2 separate regions of the Mus musculus genome follow, and region 1 is linked to region 2. Evidence: chromatin contacts called from ENCODE Hi-C or POLR2A ChIA-PET data. All regions are on one chromosome and are shown on one strand. The core of a region is the stretch at or near the end of the contact, and the rest is flanking DNA. Distances in the headings are between cores, read along the strand shown. Region 1 holds the start of Zdhhc5 (zinc finger, DHHC domain containing 5). Region 2 holds the start of Tmx2 (thioredoxin-related transmembrane protein 2).

Region 1 (5,409 bases), core at 166-2,665, 36 kb before region 2:
AAAACATGTATGCTCGTAACGGTTCCAATAAACGCTGCATTTAAGCCAGTAGTAAAAATGATAAGGGATAAGACTAGAGTCTAAAGAAAAAAGGGTAGATTTTTTTTTTTCTTTTCTTTAACTGGATGCCTAAGGCTGAAGTGTCAAAGTTAAATCAGTAACATTTGAAGTGAAGTCAAGGAAACAATGACAGGACTTGGAAATAACCCTGAACGAGACCTTCGCTTCAGGGAAGCGGCTCGGGGATATCTTTTTGAAGGGCTGTTATGTAACAGAGCTCCTTTACAAATGAGAGGTGGCCTGAAGCTGTAAGAGGAGAGCCCTATGGCAAAGCCACCGGGTCCACAGCCGTCTCGGCTTAATTAGGGCAAAATGTAGTGCCGCGATCTTCGGAGAGTTAGCCAGCAGCTCGCCAGGGACAGGAGCTATTCTAGAAAGACTTTTCTTTTCAGCCTGCTTTCTCAAATTGGGTGAGGTCAGGGCGCCCATTCCTCGTGTAGTCGTGGAGGTGTCTACGCCTCGCACCGCGCACTCCCAGTGCTTCACTCCATCGGCAAGCACTGTAAATCTAGGGATAGCAGCCGAGCTCCTTCATCTAACCCAGCCTTGGACAGAACCCTCTCCTCAGACTGTTCAATGGGCCGTGCGCCTCCTTCCTCCATAGGTGAGGCCATACCACCACTCAGGAATTCTGCCACGGTCTGAGAATTTACCCCACTGACGCTTTCGCCAACGGATTGTTTTAAATAAAGTTTCAGTCCTTAAAGAAAAAAAAAAAAAAAAAAAGTGTGTGTGTTGGAGGGGCTGCCCGACCGAATCCTCACACCAATGAATGAAGAGGCAAGGAAGGAAGCCGGAAAGGCTTAACGGTGATTGGCTATCGTAGATGCTTTTCAGGACTGTACCAGGCCAACTCGGAGGAGGCTGGTGAACTAAGAAAGGGCATCTGCTTGTTTTTGAGCACTTCCGGTACATACGTAGAATTTTTTTTGCTTAAAAGTTTTTCTTGACTACACTACAAATGGGAAAGCGGACAAAATAAGAGAAAGATCTCGCCAGACCAGTTCCTCGTCCCCAAACCGGCGCAGTTCGCCATGTCCCCTCTCCCGACCATCCAGCCAGACACGACGGCCAGGCGCGCGCGCTCCCGTGTCACTACGTGTTTGCGGCGCCGTGCCCCTGCAGCCAATCAGAAGGCGAGGTCGCCGCGGTCGCCCGCGGTCGCGCGCACGCTCTAGAGCGCCGTGGGGGCGGGGGTTAGGGGGTGAATGGAAGAGTGAACGGGGGCGGGCTCGGCGGCGCGAGCCGCATGAATGAGAAGAACGTGCCCCGCGAGAGACGTCGCCCGCGCCCGCGCCCGCGCCCGGGAGCCAATGGGAACGTCGTGAGGCTACAGACCGGAGGCTGAGGGCAGCGGCCGCGCGCCGGCCGCACAGAGGCGAGCGTCGGCCGTCGGGAGCGCGCGGCGGCGGGGCGGGCGTGGAGCGTGCGGGGGCCGCGCGCTGCCTCTCAGAGGCCAGACGGCACTGCTGGGAGGCGGCGGCGACAACGACGGCGGTGACAACGACGGCGGCGGTGACGGGCGCCGCGCCGGGGGTGAGTACCGGGGACGCTGGCCCCTGCGGAACCGGAAGTGCTGGGCTAGTGAGGTGGGAGGGGAGAGTGACCTCTAGGGAAGGGGGACCGCGGAGGGGAGGAGGTTAAGGCCCTACCCCTCCTCGGGCTGTACGGGCCCCGAAACGGACGCCCGCAGACTAAGAGAGCCGCGGCCGCCCGCCGGGGCTTGGACCCGGTTGGTGCCCGGCTGCCCAGTTGCGGAGCCGCCGCCCCTTCCTTCCCCGGCCCGCGGTTCTCTCAGCTCCGGCGGGCCCTGCGCGCGGTGGATTCCGTGTTTTCTGGGCCAGGGGTAGTCAGTCCTGCCCCCGGTGATGACTCCCACTGCTCCAGCTGCCGGCCGGGGACTGTACTCCTTTTACCGCTCCGCGGTTCAGGCCCCTCGCCCTACACTCCACTGGTCCTTATTTTGGTTAGAGCTTCGTCCTGTGGTTACCTGTTCTTTCTCCCATCCATCGGCTGCTTCTCCCTACCCCCCACCAGCCAGGTGCTCCATGCTTTTATGCTTTTAGTACTTTGTACTTTATTTTACAAGTAGGGCTTGAATGTATCTGACAGTATTTTATCACTAGCCGTCTATTCCTGGGGAAGTTTAAAGTTCCTTAACCAGTTGGCCAAATGAAACCACTAAAACGAGAAACAAGAAAGTGACTAAAGTTATTAGAAGTAGTCGTAGAATAGATACATGTTACATTGCAGACCATTTTTGTCCTCTTGGGTTTACTTCCTGGTTAATGCCATCTTGTCCAGGATAATCTTAGGTTAGATCTCCATCCTTTTATCCCAGTGTGAGCCTGCTTTGTATCAGACAGATCTGTCCGGTGCTCATGAATGCATACAAATTCATCTAGTGTTTGTAAGAATTCTATCGCCAGGTACTTGGGCACCTACGTCGATCTGTAATAATACTCTTTTTAAACTTCTTCTTGGATCTTTCCTTCATAGCATGTATTCATTCTTCTATATGACATCTCCATTTCTATATATTCAAATTTAGTGTTCTGTGCTATAAGGTTTGGTTATTTTAACAAATAATACATGTGCTGTCCACTGCACTGCTCCAAAGGAACTACTTATATCAAACCTTATGAAAGTCTTCAAACTACACATCTTGAATTGTTTGTTGTTGTTTTGAGACAGGATCTCTGTACATAACTGTTGCTGCCCTGGAATTCACTTTGTAAGACCAAGCTGATTTCTAACTCAGAGTTCTGACTTCCTGTGCCTCCCAAGTGCTGGGATTGAGGTCGAGAGCTACCACACCTGGCTCTGTATTGTTTGTTTTATACATACATATTTTCACTCAGTGATTTTTTTCCCCCTCAGTCAGCATGTGTCACGAACATTCTTGTCCACTTTAGTGATACTGTTGTGGATACACCAGCTTGTGACTGATGAACCACACTCGCCTTTCCGGTTTCGTCCCTTCTCTTTCTGCACCACATTCCTTTGATAAGACTTGGTGTGTTGATATTTATACCCAATAAATTATTTTATCTTGTCCCTTCTAATATCTATCTTAACATTTCAGACGATGGTCTCATTTATATTTCAGTATGCGGTTCCATAATTGCATGTACTGTACCGTGGCAGAATTAGTCTGTGTGGCTTTCGTCCTGTAGTAAATGTGACCTGCAATAGTATAGGATTCACTTTACGTAATAGTTAGGTAATTTTCCTTTTATCTTTGGAGTTTTGAGGGAAACGGTTCCTTTAATAATACTGTCTACAAATCAAATTTGCTTGTTCCAGTTGATAAAGATATTTAGGCCTAAAGTCAGGAAACAGAAATAAGCATAAAATCAGGACTAAATAGGATCTGGTTTTTAGTTGGACCATAGAAACTTAATGGAATCTTTGGGCCTTCTTTCTAATGTTACTTAACCCTCCCCCCTCCCTCCCTCCTTCCCCCCTCTCTCCCATCTTATTTATTTATTAAATTTTTCTTTTGGGACAAAGTCTTACTATGTAGCCCTTGCTGGCCTGGAAGCTATGCATACCAGGATGGCTTGGAGAGATCCACCTGCCTCTGCTTTTCTTTTTCTTTCTTTCTTTCTTTCTTTCTTTTTTTTTTTTTTTTTTTTCCCCAAGACAGGGTTTCTCTGTATAGCTCTGGCTGTCCTGGAACTCATTCTGTAGACCAGGTTGACCTCGAATTCTAGAAATCCGCCTGCCTCTTCCTTCCAAGCGCTGGGATTAAAGGTGTGCGCCACCACGCCTGGCTCTGCCTCTGTTTCTTGAGTGCGGAGATTAAAGGCATTCACCACCACAACCGAGTGGTGACAGTAGCAGGCTCCTTTGCCTTCTCTGTCTTAGGTAAGAACAGAAGTGATAAATTCCAGAACACATTTGTATTTCATTGTCTGGGGTGTTCGCTGTTTTATGTTTTAATAGCTGCTATTGTTATCAAGTAGTATACAACTTGTTGGGGAATAGCACTGCTTTCATTTGAAATTCTAACTTAAGCAGAAACCTTGGTCTGTAGATTCCAAGGTATCATTAGGCATGTAGTGTGGTAGAAAGGGTCTATGTCAGCAATTATACTCTTGGGTTAGGAACCTGGCTACCCAAGTGATTCAGTGGAATGGCCCCAGGCATTCTCTAGCCTTCAATTTTATAAAATAGGATAAGGGACTTTGTCACCAGATAATGTGAGTAAAGTGCTTTGAGATCACCAGATGAAAAGCATCCTGTAAAATTAAGGTGCTCGTGTTGTTTTGTTACTGTGATCAACAGAAATAATTGCTACTCTACTCATACTGAATTAGGAGGAGTTTAGTTTGCCTCCGAATAGGCCAGTGTTAGGAATTAAAAACTATTGAATTTGGAGGAAAAGAACCAATCCTTGTGTTGAACCTAGTCTCATAGAGAATATTTCACCTTTTGGTGCAAGATCAATTTTTTTTTTTTTTTTTTTTTTTTTTTTTTTTTTTTTTTTTTGCTTAGGACCCTTAATAGATGATTCCAAAAGTCCAAAAATTGAATTTCTGCCTCTTTGGTGTTGTAGCTAAAAGCCATAGGCATAGAAAGAGGCACACAAAAAAAGGAAATGATAGTTGCTGTCCTATTTTTAAGCTTCCTTGCTTTATTATAGGAATAAATATCCTCTTTGTCCAAAGAGAAAAATCTGTTTTAGCAGTGCCCTTCACTCCTGTGCCCTTGTTTGCTTTTAGATTTTTATATTCTTGATATGTTTTGTTACTGTACTTCTGTCAAGAGAGATGGTCTTTTAAGAGCTAGTCTTTGGATGACTTTAGGTCAGATAAGACTAGGTTCTCCTTCCAATCAGAATAGCCCTTAAAAAGGTGAAGGACTCAGAATGTATTTTCCACTCCATTTAGAGTTTATTCTCACATACATAGAAATGAATTGGAAAATGGTCTTTCTTTCAAAAAGCACTTTGTAACAATGACCTGTAGAGTTTTAGCCTTGGTGTTCTTAAGAAATACCATGAAAGCATTTTTTTGATAAAGATAATTTGGTTTTCCCCAGGTAAAGCACCATATCCCATCTGCATCCAGGAAGCCCAAGATTGAAGACAAAAGATCAGAGACATTGACTAACCTGGAAACAGGGACATCTTTGGAACTTTATCTACAGTAATCTTTTAAACTGTCATCAGGTGAAATCAACTTCATCTTATTCTGCTTATTGAAAAGGACATGGCTTCTTCAAGGATTTTAAATTTCCTTTTAGTTTTTTGTGAACTTTATGGGAAACAGAGCCCTTAAAAGGCTTGGGAATAACAAGAAGAGATTGAAAACAGGCAATACTGCTGTCTGTTTTTTTCTCCCC
Region 2 (5,023 bases), core at 1,700-4,199:
CAGAGTCTCTCTCTAAAGTATTGGATGACTTGGAACTCACCATGTAGACCAAAGTTGGCCTTGAATTCAGAGATCAACCTGCCTCCTCTTGATTCATCCTAAAAGGTTTATTTTTATCTTATTTGTGTGTGTGTGTGTTGTGTTGTATGGATGTATGCCACATATTACTTGAGTACCTGTGGAGGCCGGCAGAGGGTGGGTATTGGGATCCCTGGAGCTGCAGTTGCATACAGATAATTGTGAGGTTCCCATGTGAGTTACAGGAACCAAAACTTGGTCCTTTGGACAACATCAAATGTCCTTAACGTCATAACCTTCGAGCCATCTCTCCAGTTCCCATAGCCCTTTTTAAGGCAAGGTCTCATGTAGCCAACGATGATCTTGGACTCCTGATCTTCCTGCCTATACCTCCAAAGGGCTGGGATTATATAAGTATACCACCAAGCCTGGTTTGTCAAGTATGGAGATTGAATAGAGAGAGGTCTTTATGCATGCTAAGCATTTACTTTACCAACTAAGCTACATCCCTAGCTTTCCTAATCATATTGCAACTTAACTTTGGAGTCTAATCAACCACTAATCTTCCATGCAAAATTTCTAATGTATCCAGATGGATCTTGCGGGACCAGAGGGTCTGCAGCAGATCTAATTATCTTCTGGGTAGAAAACAGCAACAAAACTGTAACACAGCTAGGCAGTGGTGGCACTTTTAATTCCAGCACTTGGGAGGCAGAGGCAGGCCAATTTCTGAGTTTGAGGCCAGCCTGGTCTACAGAGTGAGTTCCAGGACAGCCAGGGTTACACAGAGAAACCCTGTCTCGAAAAACAAAAAACAACAAACAAACAAAAAACTGTAACACTATTTCCTTTGAGAAAACAACTTTCTAATTTTGTTTACCTATATAAATTCTTCAGTGTTTAGTTCAAATGACATCTTATTCTTGCTGTCATTTTGGCTAACACATTTTGAAAACTATCAGGTAGTTTTTAACATTGCTTCCTGTGTTGAACTATAAATAAATAAGACTGACACCCACAAAATATAAGCACAATCCTTAAACCATGTATTTTGGATCTCAAAAAATAGGCTACCTAAAAACTAGGCTTAATAATCTTCACTTCTCGGGGCTGGTGAGATAGCTCAGTGGTTAAGAGTGCCGACTGCTCTTCCGAAGGTCCCGAGTTCAAATCCTAGCAACCACATGGTGGCTCACAACCATCCATAACGAAATCTGATGCCCTCTCTGGAGTGTCTGAAGATAGTTACAGTGTACTTACATATAATAAATAAATAAATCATATATATATGTATATAATCTTTACTTCTCATAATCCCACCATACCTTGGATATTCAGTACTTATCAACTGATCTATTAATGGTATAATTAGAACAGGTAATGCAAAAGATAAACTGCTGGAAGAAGCTGGGCATGATGGTACATACTTGAAGGTAGAGGCAAGTGGATCTCTGTGAGTTCAAGGCCAGCCTAGTCTACAATGAATTTGAGACAAGCCAGGCTTACTGAGTGAGACCATGTCTCAAAAACCCAGTAAGATGGGCTGGAGAGCTGGCTTAGTGGTTAAGTGCATCAACTGCTCTTCCAGAGGTCCTGAGTTCAATTCCCAGAAACCACCTGGTGGCTCACAAGCATCTGTAATGGGATCTGATGCCTCCTTCTGGTGTGTCCATAGAGAGCAATGGTGTAGTCATATACATATCTTTAAAAAAAACAAAAAACAACTAAAATAAGGAAAAAGAAAACTGCCTTAACAGTCATTTCTTTATGCTTCAGTTCTCAATTAAAAAATACAGACAATACCTATCTATCTAAAAGGACTATAGTAAGTATTACATATTGTTACACACTGCACTGATGTGAACTTCAAACTATTTTGCTAATAAATACTGGGATAACTGAGGTTTTTATTTCTTTTTTGAAGCAGGATCTCATGTCTCCTAGGCTGGGCTTGAACTATAGCTCCTTCTGCCTTCACCTCCTGAGTGCTGGTATGGAGTACTACAAGTTCCCCAAGACTTAACATGTCCAGAACGCCTCTTAAGTTTTAGCTCTTCAAATTTTTTCTTTCCATGCCTTCCTAGTCTCAGACTACTGTACCCTTTGTACAGGACACTCACAATTCCTCTCTCTGTGTATATTTAGTTCTTTATTTCTGTAGGCTTTACCTTTAACATGTATCCTGTATTCATTTGCTTCCCGACCACTAAGCCCTGGTCCAAACCATTCCTTTTCTGAACACTGACTGGCAACTTCTGATTATCCTATTTTCATTTTTCATGTTTCTGCTGGATATCTAAAAATCACTAAATTAGATCATTTTGCACCTATATTGAAATGACTTCAATTTGAACTTTAAACAACCTACCTTGCCTTATAAAAGCCTCTACCTATTTCCCATCACTACTGGATTTTTTCCGCTTTCCTGAGTCCAATGTGTCTTCTGCCCCTCAGATATTCTAAGCCCCGCCCCCCAAGGTCTCCTGATTTAGTTTCTTGTACCTAGTATCTCCTCTCTATCCAAACAGGGATGGCTTTGTTTATTCTTGAATGCTACCTACTCAGAAATGATTCTGTGAACGCGACGCCTTTTGCAAGGCAGGCAAGAGTTCTACCACTGAGCCACGCCCCCCACCACCACAATTTCCCCGAATAATTTTATGAAAGTAAGAATTGATTCAATTCTAATCCTTTCTTTGAACAGGTTAATCTCCGAGTCCCTGACAAGGAAGGCAACTTGCTACAAACCAACAAGTTTGTGACAGACTTTAAACTAAAATCTTAAGTGTCTCCAGAAATGTTAAATCGGGTCTCCCGAGTTCTAAACAACGGCTCACGTTTTTATAGAGTCACAAACGGCAGTCAGAGAACCCGGATCACAGAACTTCTCGCTGAAGGTTGTCCCAGATATTCACACCCAACCCAAACCCACCCCAGAAAATCAAGTTATCCCTTAGGGTTGTGAATCGCCAAAGGGCTTCTGACACTGTTGCCCACTGGCCCCGCGTAGCCCTGTTATCTCACACCTAGCGGGACAGGCTAGCCACACCCTCACCTGAACTACAATCTGAGTGGCTACTCTTGGCCTACTACTCACCTGGCAATTCCCGCATCAGGTAGAAGGGGCCACTTCCAGCCGTCGACTTATCCGCTCCTGCGGGGGCCGAGGTTGCCGTCGAGGGCGGGGCTGCGCCTGGACCACCTCCCGGAGGAGGAGGGGGTGGCGGGGGTGGCTTTCCAGGCCCAAAGCCTAGGGCGCTTGGTGGCGGTGGGGGGTCAGTCTGAGCTCCAAACAGTGCCGTGAAGTTCTCCATAGCACTCTGCGCTCCTGGTTACCCGGGATCGGGCGTTAATTACTTTGATTGGACAGTACTTTCACAGGGTACCACCCTCTTCGTCTAAGAGTGTCCCATCATTGGATACATTAAGCCCCGCCTACCATCTTCCGGCAACTTACTTCCGTCGCCTGAGAGACTGGTTAGGAAGGTGGTTCGCAGACTAATAGCCAATAAAATGACTCAGTTAGAAAAGCGACAACGATGAGGACCAATAGACTATTTAATTCATTTTCTGATCTATTATAGCATCCAATAAGAGATCTACATCCGGGTCTGGAGGCGTTGCATCTGATATTTGGTCCAATAGAAGCCTTGCTGGTGGGGGCGGAGGACGAAGATTTGGGGAGCGGGAGTGAGCCTGCGAGAGAGTAGGCAGGAAAGATGGCTGTCCTTGCGCCTCTGATTGCTTTGGTGTACTCGGTGCCGCGGCTTTCTCGATGGCTGGCCCGACCTTATTGCCTTCTGTCTGCTCTGCTTTCCATTGCTTTCCTCCTCGTGAGGAAACTGCCACCGATTTGCAATGGTCTCCCCACGCAACGCGAAGATGGCAACCCGTGTGACTTTGACTGGGTGAGCGCCCCCTGCCTTACCAGCTCTCGACCTTGACCATCCCTGCCCTGCAGGTGCATGTGAAAATCTGGGAGCAGGTTTCGGGATGTAGCCGCCTTACAGACTGAGTGCAGAGCCTAGGCCGTTATCTAGTCATAACCTCCGTGTTTAAGATGGAGAAACAGATTACAGGGTTTCCATCACAGATGAACAGTATTCTACAGTGATTCCAAGCTACCTGGGGCGCCAGTGAAGAAAAGGCCAATAGTAGAAATACCATTAAATTTTTTTTGTTTAATTTTTAACGAAGTGATCACAGTGTAGTTAGGCGATTTCCCAAGGAAACGCAGCGTTCAGAAAGTGCTGTCTAACCTTATTCAATTCTCTGATAGACTGGCAGACGAAGGTCGCTGACTCAACAAAATAAATGACTTGGATGGAAAATCGAATACTCTGGGCATAGTAACTATGCACACTATCTTCCTGCGGTGGGATAGAAAAACAGGGAAGATTACAAAAATATGAGGTGTGGGGAGGGAGGCCCCTCAACCATCTAAGAAGCAGTATGTAAGAACAATTAACATTTGCCGTAAAGGTTGTGGACATAGAGCTAATAAATACCTATACAGGTATTTATGCTAAAATAGCAATGACCAGGACTTAAGGCCTAAAGGTATTGATATAACCTTGGGCAGGCCTCACATGTTCTGGGACTCTCAAATAAGATTAACTTTGTTTACATTAAAGATACAGTACTGTTGCCAGGCTTTGTGTTGTACCCTTTTGATCCCAGCTCTCTGGAGACAGAGGCAGGTGGACTTCTTTAAGATTGATGTAAGCCTGGTCTATATAGGATTTCTAGATCCATCAGGACTACATAGTTAGACACTAACTCAAAATGAAAGAGCACAACAGATACTCTACTTATCTCAATCCCTGTACTCTAGAGTCTTTCTTTATAAATTGCAATTCAGCCAGGTACCTCTTAAGAATTGCTCTATGATTTCATTAGGCCCTCTTACGATAATAGCTTCAAATCCCACCAATATGGTATAGATGACTATGGTAAAGAAAATGAAGTGCTTATGTTTTTCAGTCTTTCTGAACTCTTTCTCCCT

The links. Hi-C counts contacts between places; a loop is a spot of excess contacts on that map. ChIA-PET counts read pairs that join two places held with the same protein, here RNA polymerase II (POLR2A).
Region 1: a loop to region 2 is called in a map of heart, with 3 times the contacts of the local background. The contact joins the promoter of Zdhhc5 here to the promoter of Tmx2 in region 2. A Hi-C loop is called at or near these places in 16 of 37 maps with a recorded cell type or tissue (T-helper 1 cell, T-helper 17 cell, T-helper 2 cell and 6 more). POLR2A ChIA-PET finds 5 or more read pairs at or near these places in 4 of 5 experiments (Patski and embryonic stem cell).

Annotation. Positions count from the first base shown.
Region 1 is chr2:84,711,170-84,716,578 of GRCm38, reverse strand. Zdhhc5 (zinc finger, DHHC domain containing 5) reads left to right here and starts at 1,415. Exons shown (of 12, transcript NM_144887.4): 1 at 1,415-1,596; 2 at 5,107-5,409.
Region 2 is chr2:84,676,754-84,681,776 of GRCm38, reverse strand. It overlaps Tmx2 (thioredoxin-related transmembrane protein 2), which reads left to right and starts at 2,949. Exons shown (of 9, transcript NM_025868.4): 1 at 2,949-3,134; 2 at 3,603-3,926. The coding sequence starts at 3,738. Med19 (mediator complex subunit 19) reads right to left here and starts at 3,375. Exons shown (of 5, transcript NM_025885.3): 1 at 3,116-3,375. The coding sequence starts at 3,332.